2 separate regions of the Homo sapiens genome follow, and region 2 is linked to region 1. A link is a loop called in an ENCODE intact Hi-C map of the cell type or tissue named here. Cell type or tissue: B cell. All regions are shown on one strand. Region 1 has its middle 150 kb from the start of ECI2-DT. Region 2 has its middle 81 kb from the start of LINC02533.

Region 1 (5,000 bases):
ATTTACTCCTCTGTTCTTTTTAGAGTATCATATCTTAGCACTTACACTTAAATCTCTGATTCATTTTGAGCTAATTTTGTATGTGGTGTGAGGTACAGGTCCAACTTCATTCTTTTCCATGTGGATAGCCAGTTATTCCAACACCATTTGTTTGAAAGACTATTCTTTCTTCATTGGGTTTCCTGGGAACCCTTGTCAAAAACCAATTAACTATAAATATATGATTTTATTTCTGGACTCTCAATACATGTCTATCCTTATGGCAGTACTGCACTGTCTTGGTTAGTGTAGATTTGTCATACATTTTGAAATTGGAAAGTTTGTGTCTTTCAACTTTGTTTTTTTTCAAGACTGTTTTGGCTATTCTGGGTCCCGTGTATTTCTATATAAATTTTATGATCAGTTTGTCAATTTAGACAAAAGAGGCGGCAGGAATTTTCATAAGGATTGCATTGAATCTGTAGATCAACTTAAGGAGTATTGCCATGTTAATGTTATTGTCTTCTAGAGTGTTATTCTTAAAAAAACAAGACAAATCACTGATTTCAACAGTTACTCAACTTCCATTTGCAACAGTTTAGTTTTTCTGCAATGTAAGTCACTCCTATTTACTCCAGCTACATTAAAAAATGGAATGCTTCACCTTGTCTGTAAATTATCTTCTTTGTACCAGATGAGCTCAACTATATTTCCTTATGAGACCTTAACGATTCCATTTTACTAGGGTTATTAGGTGTAGGTACTATATGAATTTCACTAAAAGATGAAGAAATCAGCTGGCCATGGTGGCTCACGCCTATAATCCCAGCACTTCGGGAGGCTGAGGCCGGTGGATCACCTGAGGTCAGGAGTTCGTGACTAGCCTGGCTAACATGGTGAAATCCCATCTCTACTAAAAATACAAAAATTAGCCAGGTGTCGTGGCATGCACATGTAATCCCAGCTACTTAGGAGGCTGAGGCAGGAGAATCACTTGAACCCAGGAGGCGGCGGTTGCAATGAGCCGAGATTGCGCCATTGCAGTCCAGCCTGAGTAACAAGAGTGAAATTTCATCTCAAAAAAAAAAAAAAAAAAAAAAGATGAAGAAGTCAAGGCAAAAAAACTAACATTCAAGCAATTACCTCACTTGCCACAGAAGAACAGCTAGATCTGTGATGAGAATGAAAGACTGTAGTTCCCACAGTACTGTGCTCTCCCGAGGAATTAGGAAGAGCTGGTTTCCCATCCCAACTGCTTGTTCTCCGTTCCCCTGTCTTAGTGTGGAATTTTGAAAAAGTACTTAATTTCTCTGAATCTGTTTTTTTATCTTCATTACGGTGGTGTGATCCAGGTGACCAAGTGACCTCGTGGGCCTGTGTCTGTAATATGACACACTCATTTTTAATGACAAATTATAGTTACCAAAGCTACACCCTCCCCAGCCTGGCTTCCAGAAACCCTCTTCACAGTGTCCCCTATTTGTTCTGAGTCTCAAAAGAGTGTCTCCTGTGCGCAGAGCCAGTCTGTTAGCTGCAGTCGTCTGCTCCATCACATCACTCCCGTTGACTCTCCTGCACCTGTTCCCCACCTCCACCCACCTTGTTTCTGCAGGGCCACAAGGAGTGCTTGTCATTGCATTGCCAAAACCAGGCAAGGTTGTTGTTTTGGGATTCATTCAAAGCTCCCTGTCCTATGGGCACCAGAGCAGGGCTGTTTCTATGCAGACAAGAAGAATAGTCTCCTCCACTCCAAATGCAGCAAGCAAGTCTGCCCAGCCCTGGAGTCCTTGACTCATACTTGAAGAATCCTATCAGCGTCATGCCCTTGTATTCCTGGCCATACTCCAGCTGGTGGAAGCCCTTAGAGGGGGGAAACATAGCATTCCATCACCACCTTCTCCCCATCACCTAGCCTGCTCCTCTCTCCCAGGTCACCACATAGAAGCTTGGATTAATGCAAGCCCACCAAAAGAAAACTGGCATGGGGCAAGGGGTGGGGGACCGTGTGTGGATCTTACCAGCAGCAGCTGGTGCCTGCTCTGGGGGCAAACATGAGGTCTCTGATGATTTAAAATGATACCTACCCCGGGAGGTGGCGTGAGATTAACTGAAATAATGCAAGGCAAGTCCTGGCACCAAAGACATTCCCCCCAGGGTTTCAAAATGTCAAAGATGATGAGGTCCCTTCTCTGGTAAAGGGTGCATTTATTTTCCAAATACTTCTCACTGCCTCAACGGAAATTTGCCTGGGCCTGTGGTTCCAGGGAACACTGTTTGGGGCAACCCCGTTTTCTTCCCGTGGACATGTGTGGCTCCATTCGAGTCCAGGAGGCAGACCAAACGCAGGGTCAGAATCGCTGCCTCGTATGCTCACCTGGACAGGCACTGGGAGATGAAGGACCATCTGTCTCTCGGTCCATGGTTTGGTCCAGCTGGTGCAAGAACCCCAGGTGCCGAAGGCGTTGCAGCCACCCTCCCCTGCCCACATGCCTGGGCGTCTCCGAACACTCCCCTTGGCGTCCACCACAAATAGAAGATTGTTTCATCCACCCATGCAAGGTCTTTCCCAGGACTCCTCCTACCCAGAAACCCAGGTGGTTCTCAGGGAGCTGCGCCAATCCCTCTGGCTGCACCCCGCAGACCCTGCCCACGCTCCAGCGCCACGTCCTCCGCAAGCGCGGTGATATGGCTCATCCTTCCCTTCTCGCCTTTCTCACAGCCCAGGTGCTGCACCCAGGCAGTCTGACGAAGCTGTTCCCGCTCCCAATCTGGCCAGACACGGCTCTGCGTAATTGCGCTCTGCGGTCCACCTGCTCCCCCGCGGCAGTCCCCCAGCTCCGCAGCAGGTGGGGCCGCCGCACAACCTCGCAGGCCCAGTGAGACATAGGAAACGCCAAACTGGGTTACGTAAGTGGGTTAGGCAGGTGGCGGGCGAGGTGCGTTCTACAGGAAAGTTGTGAATCAGGAGTCTGGCAACGTGAATTCTCAGTTCTCCTTTTGGTTTCATTACAACAAGCAGCTATTGGATGTCTGGTGTGTTCGCAGAAGTGTGATAGATGACTCCGTGTCGGAATACAGAAGCAGAGGGAGGGCTCTGGGAACAAAGCCCTGAGGATGAGACGCAGTCCTCAAACTCGACAGTTCACAGTCCGCAGGGGAGCAGACGTGGGAGCAATAATACAGCACATTACCACACATATAATAGTGAAAAATGTATGCAAGGTGTGGGGGGAGGGGGTGGATGGAGCGGGGAGGGGGGTGGATGGAGCAGGGAGGGGGAAAGAGAGCGATTCTTTCTGGAGTCAGTAAAGTCTCCAGGGACGCTCAACCTGAGTTTTGAAGAACAGATACAATTTTGCAAGGTGGCCAAGAGCATAGAAGAACGTTCTTGTTAGAGGAAACCAGAGTCGGGGGGTTTGGTGCCCTCCCATAATCTCCTCAACACCCTTCAAAGCTACCCTAAATAAGCATTCTAAGCATAAATAGCTAGTTTGCTATGTGAAATGTGAACTCCATGTCAAGACAAATCTGTACTGTCCTTTTCAATCCTACATACTAGCTTGAGCTGACACTCAGGGAGAGGTGTGGGTTGGGGCTTTGGGGACAAAGGACTGAGTAGTTCTGGAACTACAACAGGGGCAGACAAGACCATAAAGGACTTTGGAGGTCATGCTTAAGGACTTAAGCTTTATCTTGTAGGCTGGAGCTTGCAAGCTGGTGGCCATGAGATGACCTTTTTTTTTTTTTTTTTAAACCCTACGTACTTGTTTTGTTTAATTCTTATAAAGTTTTAAAAGTCAGTACCTTTCTGGCATCTCTTGGAAAAATCGGAGGGTTTGATGTCACTGGACTCACCATCCTGCCATAAGCTGGCTCCAGGTTGTAGCTGCTTCCTGGAAACCAGGCACCAGCTTGCCCTTTGTCTCAGTCCCTGCCATTCCCTCAGGCTTCCTGGGATCCTGTCTGGGCTCTGCAGGGGTCTCAGTCCCTGGAGGCAACAGGGACACACTTATCACTTGTCAGCACAGTCCAACGGTAAGATCTGGGCTGGTAACATGGTGAGGTGATTGAATTTGAAAGGAAGGGATGGAAGCAGGGAAACATGTCAGTCAGCCTTAGAGAGGAGAGTCCAGATTCAAGTAAAGTGGGAAACCTGTCCCTCCACTCCCCACCCGTGCACGTGCAGGTACACTCAGGCACACACTCTGAGTACAGCAAGACTGCTCTCTCTTCTTCAACTCTTTGAGTTCTTAGTTTCTTAAGATTTCTTTACCCTGTCAAGAATCACTCATGTTTAATTAAGACCACTTTCTTTTGAGAATAGGAGGGAAGTACAAATACCATTTTTTTGTAGGCCTGCTTCTCCCTTCTGCCCTCACCCTTAGAGATGGAGCTGGGTTTTGGCCCAAGGAGAACTTCAAATCTTGGACCATCAATTTTCCGACTCTAAAGGACCCCTCGCAGGATTAAGCTGCATACTTTTCGAGTATCTCTAGTATTCATCCCCCAAAGAACCAGTGCAATATTCTTCCCCTGCTAAGGAAAAATGGAGAATTGTAGGATGAAGTGTGTCAGGGGAATAAAAGAGAAGGTACCCTCTGTGGCCCTAGAGCCATGTATAATCCACTGCAAATCCCCTCTCCAAATTACAGTGATTTGTAGTGGAGGGAAAAAAAAGAAAAAGACTGAATTTCATTCCTGCCTTCAACATTTTCATCCAGTCCACTGTTTGGTGACCCACTTGGAGTGGCTCTTAGTCTCCATTAGTGCAGCAGGATGGGAGAAGGATTGTACAATGTCAGTCTGTTGCCAGGCAGACGAAAACCAAGTAGTAGTATTTCTCTGGCAAATAATCTAGCCAGTCTTGGTCTCTATTGCTAGAGCTAATTACACTCACAGGTGCCATGTTACTTATTTAATCATCTTATTCAATGCCACTCTTCAACATTGCACTTTTAAATAAAATAAGGTTTCTTTGCATGGTCTCAATGATAAATGCCAGTAGAGACAGAAATGAAGAT
Region 2 (5,000 bases), 130 kb after region 1:
GGAGGGGTGACCAACACCACAGCTGCAGCTGCCTGCTGCCTAAGCCATTTGAGCTCCTTGGGGTAGAGGCAGCAGCCAGCACTGGGACTCATAACTGCCTAACACACTAAGCTCCCTGAGCGGGGGAAGGGCAGAAGCCATTTCTATAGTCAGGCCGCACTTTTCTCCTGCTGGAGTCAGGGAGGCACCACGGCTTGGTCCCCAAGAGGTGTCCCCCACAGCCCAACATACCAGCTGTGGCAGACTGTGGCCAGAGCGCCTCTTCAGGCCTGACACTGACACATCCTTCCTCACTGGGCAGGGCTTCCCTGCAGGAACTCCAACAACTGCAGCCAGAGGCTCAGGGACAGAACCGAGATCTCCCTGGGCCTGAGCCCCTAATGGGAGGGGTGGCCGCACCTCCATTACCAGGAGGAAAGGAAGATTTAGCCTTTCCTCCTGGTAGTTCTGAGGAATCTGGACAGCCCAGATGAATGGGTTTCCCCAAAGCGAAGCACACTCCCTCCACCAAGGGACAGTCAAAATGCTTCATTAAACCAGTCCTGTTCCCTGTGCCACCCAACTGGGTGAGACCCTCCAACAGGGGTTGTCAGAGAGCCTATACAGGAGTGATACTACTGGCATCAGGTTAGTGCCCCTCAAGGTGAGAGGTCCCAGAAGAAGAAGCAGGGACTCATCTTTGCTGTTCTCCAGCCTCCTTGAGTGATATCTGTAGGCATGGGAGCGAACCAGATGAGTAGGGTCTGAAGTGAACCCCCAGCAAACAGCAGCAGCCCTTTAGAAGAGGGATCTGACTATTGAAAGAAAAACAAACAAACAGAAAGCAACAACATCATCAACAACAAAAAGTCCCCACAAAAACCCCATCCAAAGATCAGCATCCTCAAAGAGCAAAACTAGACAAATATGCAGATGAGAAAGAATCAATGAAAAAACACTGAAAAACCCAAAAGGCCAGGGTGCCTCTTCTCTTAAATGATTGCAACTCCTCTCCAGCAAGGGTACAGAACTGGACAGAGGATGAGATGGATGAATTGACAGAAGTAGGCTGCAGGAGATGGGCAACAAAAAACTCTGCTGAGCTAAAGAAGCATGATCTAACCCAATGCAAAGAAGCTAAGAACCTTGATAAAAGGTCAGAAGAGCTGCTAACTAGAATAATCAGTTTAGAGAGGAAGATAAATTACCTGATTGAGCTGAAAAACACAGCACGAGAACTTTGTGAGACATACACAAGTATCAATAGCCAAATCAACCAAGGGGAAGAAAGGATATCAGAGTTTGAAGACCACCTTGCTGAAAGAAGACATGCAGACAAGATTACAGAGAAAAGAATGCAAAGGAATGAACAAAGCCTCCAAGAAATATGGGACTTTGTAAAAAGACTGAACCTATGATTGACTGGAGTACCTGAAGGAGATGGGGAGAATGGAAACAAGCTGGAAAACATACTTCAGGATATTATCCAGGAGAACTTCCCCAACCTAGCAAGACAAGCCAACATGCAAATTCAGGAAATACAGAGAACACCACAAAGATACTCCATGAGAAGACCAATTCCAAGACACATAATCATCAGATTGTCCAAGGTCAAAATGAAGGAAAAAATGTTAAGGGCAGCCAGAGAGAAAGGACAGATCTCCTACAAAGGGAAGCCCATCAGACTAACAGCAAACTTCTCAACAGAAACTCTGCAAGCCAGAAGAGAGTGGGAGCCAAAATTCAACATCATTAACGAAAAGAATTTTCAACCCAGAATTTCATATCCAGCCAAACTAAGCCTCATAAGTGAAGGAGAAATAAAATCCTTTCTAGACAAGCAAATGCTGAGGAATTTCATTGCCACCAGGCGTGCCTTGTGAGAGCTCCTGAAAGCAGCACTAAATATGGAAAGGAAAAACCAGTACCAGCCACTGCAAAAACACACCAAAAAAATAAAGACCAATGACACTATGAAGAAACTGCATCAACTAGTATGCAAAATAACCAGCTAGCATCATGATGACTGGATCAAATTCACACATAACAATACTAACCTTAAATGTAAATGAGCTAAATGCCCCATTTAAAAGACACAGACTGGCAAATTGGATGAGTCAAGATCCATTGGTGTGCTGTATTCAGGAGATCTATCTCACATGCAAAAACACACATAGGCTCAAAATAAAGGGAAATGAAAGCGAATGAAAGCAAAAAAGGGAAGTGAAAGCATACCAAGTAAATGAAAGCAAAATAAAGCAGGGGTTGCAATCCTAGTCTCTGACAAAACAGACTTTAAACCAACAAAGATCAGAAAAGACAAAGAAGGGCATTACATAATGGTAAAGGAAACAATTCAACAAGAAGAGCCAACTATTCTAAATATATATGCACCCAATACAGGAGCACCCAGATTCATAAAACCAGTGCTTAGAGACCTACAAAAAGTCTTAGACTCCCACACAATAATAGTGGGAGACATTAACACCCCACTGTCAATATTAGACAGAATGAGACAGAAAATTAACAAGGATATCCAGGACTTGAACTCAGTTCTGGACCAAGCAGACCTAATAGACATCTGCAGAACTCTCCACCCCAAATCAACAGAATATACATTCTTCTCAGTGCCACATGGCACTTATTCTAAAATCAACCACATAATTGGAAGTAAAACACTCCTTGAGCAAGACTCCATCTCAAAAAAAAAAAAAAAAGAAAAGAAAAGAAAAGAAAAACCACTCCTCAGCAAATGCAAAAGCCCTGCAATCATAATGAACAGTCTCTCAGACCACGGTGCAATCAAATGAGGACACAGGATTAAGAAACTCACTCAAAACCACACAATTACATGGAAATTGAACAACCTGCTCCTGAATGACTACTGGGTAAATAATGAAATTAAGGCAGAAATCAAGAAGTTCTTTGAAACCAATGAGAACGAAGAGACAACATACTACAATCTCTGGAACACAGCTAAAGCAGTGTTAAGAGGGAAATTTATAGCACTAAATGCCCATGTTAGAAAGCTAGAAAGATCTCAAATTGACACCCTAACATCACAATTAAAAGAGCTAGAGAGGCAAGAGCAAACTAATCCAAAAGCTAGCGGAAGACAAGAAATAACTAAGATCAGAGCAGAACTGAAGCAAATAGAGACACAAAAACACCTCCAAAAAATCAATAAATCCAGGAGCTGATTTTCTGATAAAATTAACAAAATAAGTAGACCAATATCTAGACTAATAAAGAAGAAAAGAGAGAAGAATCAAATAGACACAATAAAAAATGATAAAGGAGATATCACCACTGACCCCACAGAAATATAAACTACCATCAGTAAATACTATAAACACTTCTATGCAAATAAACTAGAAAATCTAGAAAAAATTGATAATTTCCTGGACACATACACCCTTCCAAGACTAAACCAGGAAGAAGTTGAATCACTGAATACACCAATAACAAGTTCTGAAATTGAGGCAGTAATTAATAGCCTACCAACAACAACAACAAAAAAGCCCAGAACCAGACAGATCCACAGCCAAATTCTACCACAGGTACAAAGAGGAGCTGGTACCATTCCTTCTGAAACTATTCCGAACAATTGAAAAGGAGGGACTCCTCCCTAACTCATTTTATGAAACCAGTATCATCCTGATACCAAAATCAGGCAGAAACACAACAAAAAAAGAAAACTTCAGGCCAGTATCCCTGATGAACATCAATGTGAAAATCCTCAATAAAATACTGGCAAGCTGAATCCAGTAGCACATCAAAAAACGTATCCCCCATAATTAAATTGGCTTCATCCCCGGGATGCAAGGCTGGTTCAACACACACAAATCAGTAAACGTAATCCATCACATAAACAGAACCAATGACAAAAACTAAATGATTATCTCAATAGATGCAGAAAAGGCCTTTGATAAAATTCAACAACCCTTCATGTTAAAAACTCTCAATAAACTAGGTATGGATGGAACATATCTCAAAATAATAAGAGCTATTTATGACAAACCCACAGCAAATATCATATTGAATGGGCAAAAGCTGGAAGCATTCCCTTTGAAAACTGGTACAAGACAAGGATGCCCTCTCTCACCACTCCTATTCAACATAGTATTGGAAGTTCTGGCTAGGGCAGTCAGACAAGAGAAAGAAAGGAAGGGTATTCAAATAGGAAGAGAGGAAGTCAAATTGTCTGTGTTTGCAGGTGACATGGTTTTATATTTAGAAACCCTATCATCTCAGCCCAAAAACTCCTTAAGCTGATAAGCAACTTCAGCAAAGTCTCAGGATACAAAATTAATGTGCAAAAATCACAAGCATTCCTTTACACCAACAATAGACAAGCAGAGAGCCAAATCATGAATGAACTCCCATTCACAATCGTTACAAAGAGAATAAAATACCTAGGAATACAGCTAACAAGGCATGTGAAGGACCTCTTCAAGGAGAACTACAAACCACTGCTCAAGGAAATAAGAGAGGATGAACAAATGGGAAAACATTTCATCCTCATGGATAGGAAGAATCAGTATGATGAAAATGGCCATACTGCCCAAAGTAATTTATAGATTCAATGCTATTCCCATCAAACTACCATTGACATTCTTCACAGCATTAGAAAAAAACAACTTTAAATATCATGTGGAATCAAAGGAGATCCCGTATAGCCAAGACAATCCTAAGGAAAAAGAACAAAGCTGGAGGCATCACGCTACCTGACTTTGAACTGTAATACAAGACCACAGTAACAAAAACAGCATGGTACTGGTACCAACAGACATATAGACCAACGGAACAGAACAGAGACCTCAGAAATAACACCACACATTTACAACCATCTGATCTTCAACAAACCAGGCAAAAACAAGCAATGGGGAAAGGATCTCCTATTCGATAAATGGTGCTGGGAAAACTGGCTAGCCATATACAGAAAACTGAAACTGGACCTCTTTCTTACACCTTATACAAAAGTTAACTCAAGATGGATTAAAGACTTAAATGGAAAACCC

What was found. Peaks named below come from ENCODE experiments on the same cell type or tissue, not always from the same donor. Only the 100,000 strongest peaks of a DNase experiment are listed, where the experiment ranks them.
Region 2: it touches region 1 in a loop (26-fold over the local background); 1 of 110 quality-filtered maps calls a loop at or near these places.

What each region holds. Positions count from the first base shown.
Region 1 is chr6:4,279,157-4,284,156 of GRCh38, forward strand. No RefSeq gene overlaps it. Among named protein-coding and RNA genes, the nearest start is that of ECI2-DT, 150 kb to the left of the region's middle. In B cell, a CTCF peak has its summit at 2,844; a DNase peak (open chromatin) is centred at 2,875; H3K4me3 peaks cover 1,147 bases; H3K27me3 peaks cover 1,719 bases.
Region 2 is chr6:4,405,767-4,410,766 of GRCh38, forward strand. No RefSeq gene overlaps it. Among named protein-coding and RNA genes, the nearest start is that of LINC02533, 81 kb to the right of the region's middle. In B cell, no CTCF peak of the experiment used is centred here; a DNase peak (open chromatin) is centred at 2,165; H3K27ac peaks cover 805 bases.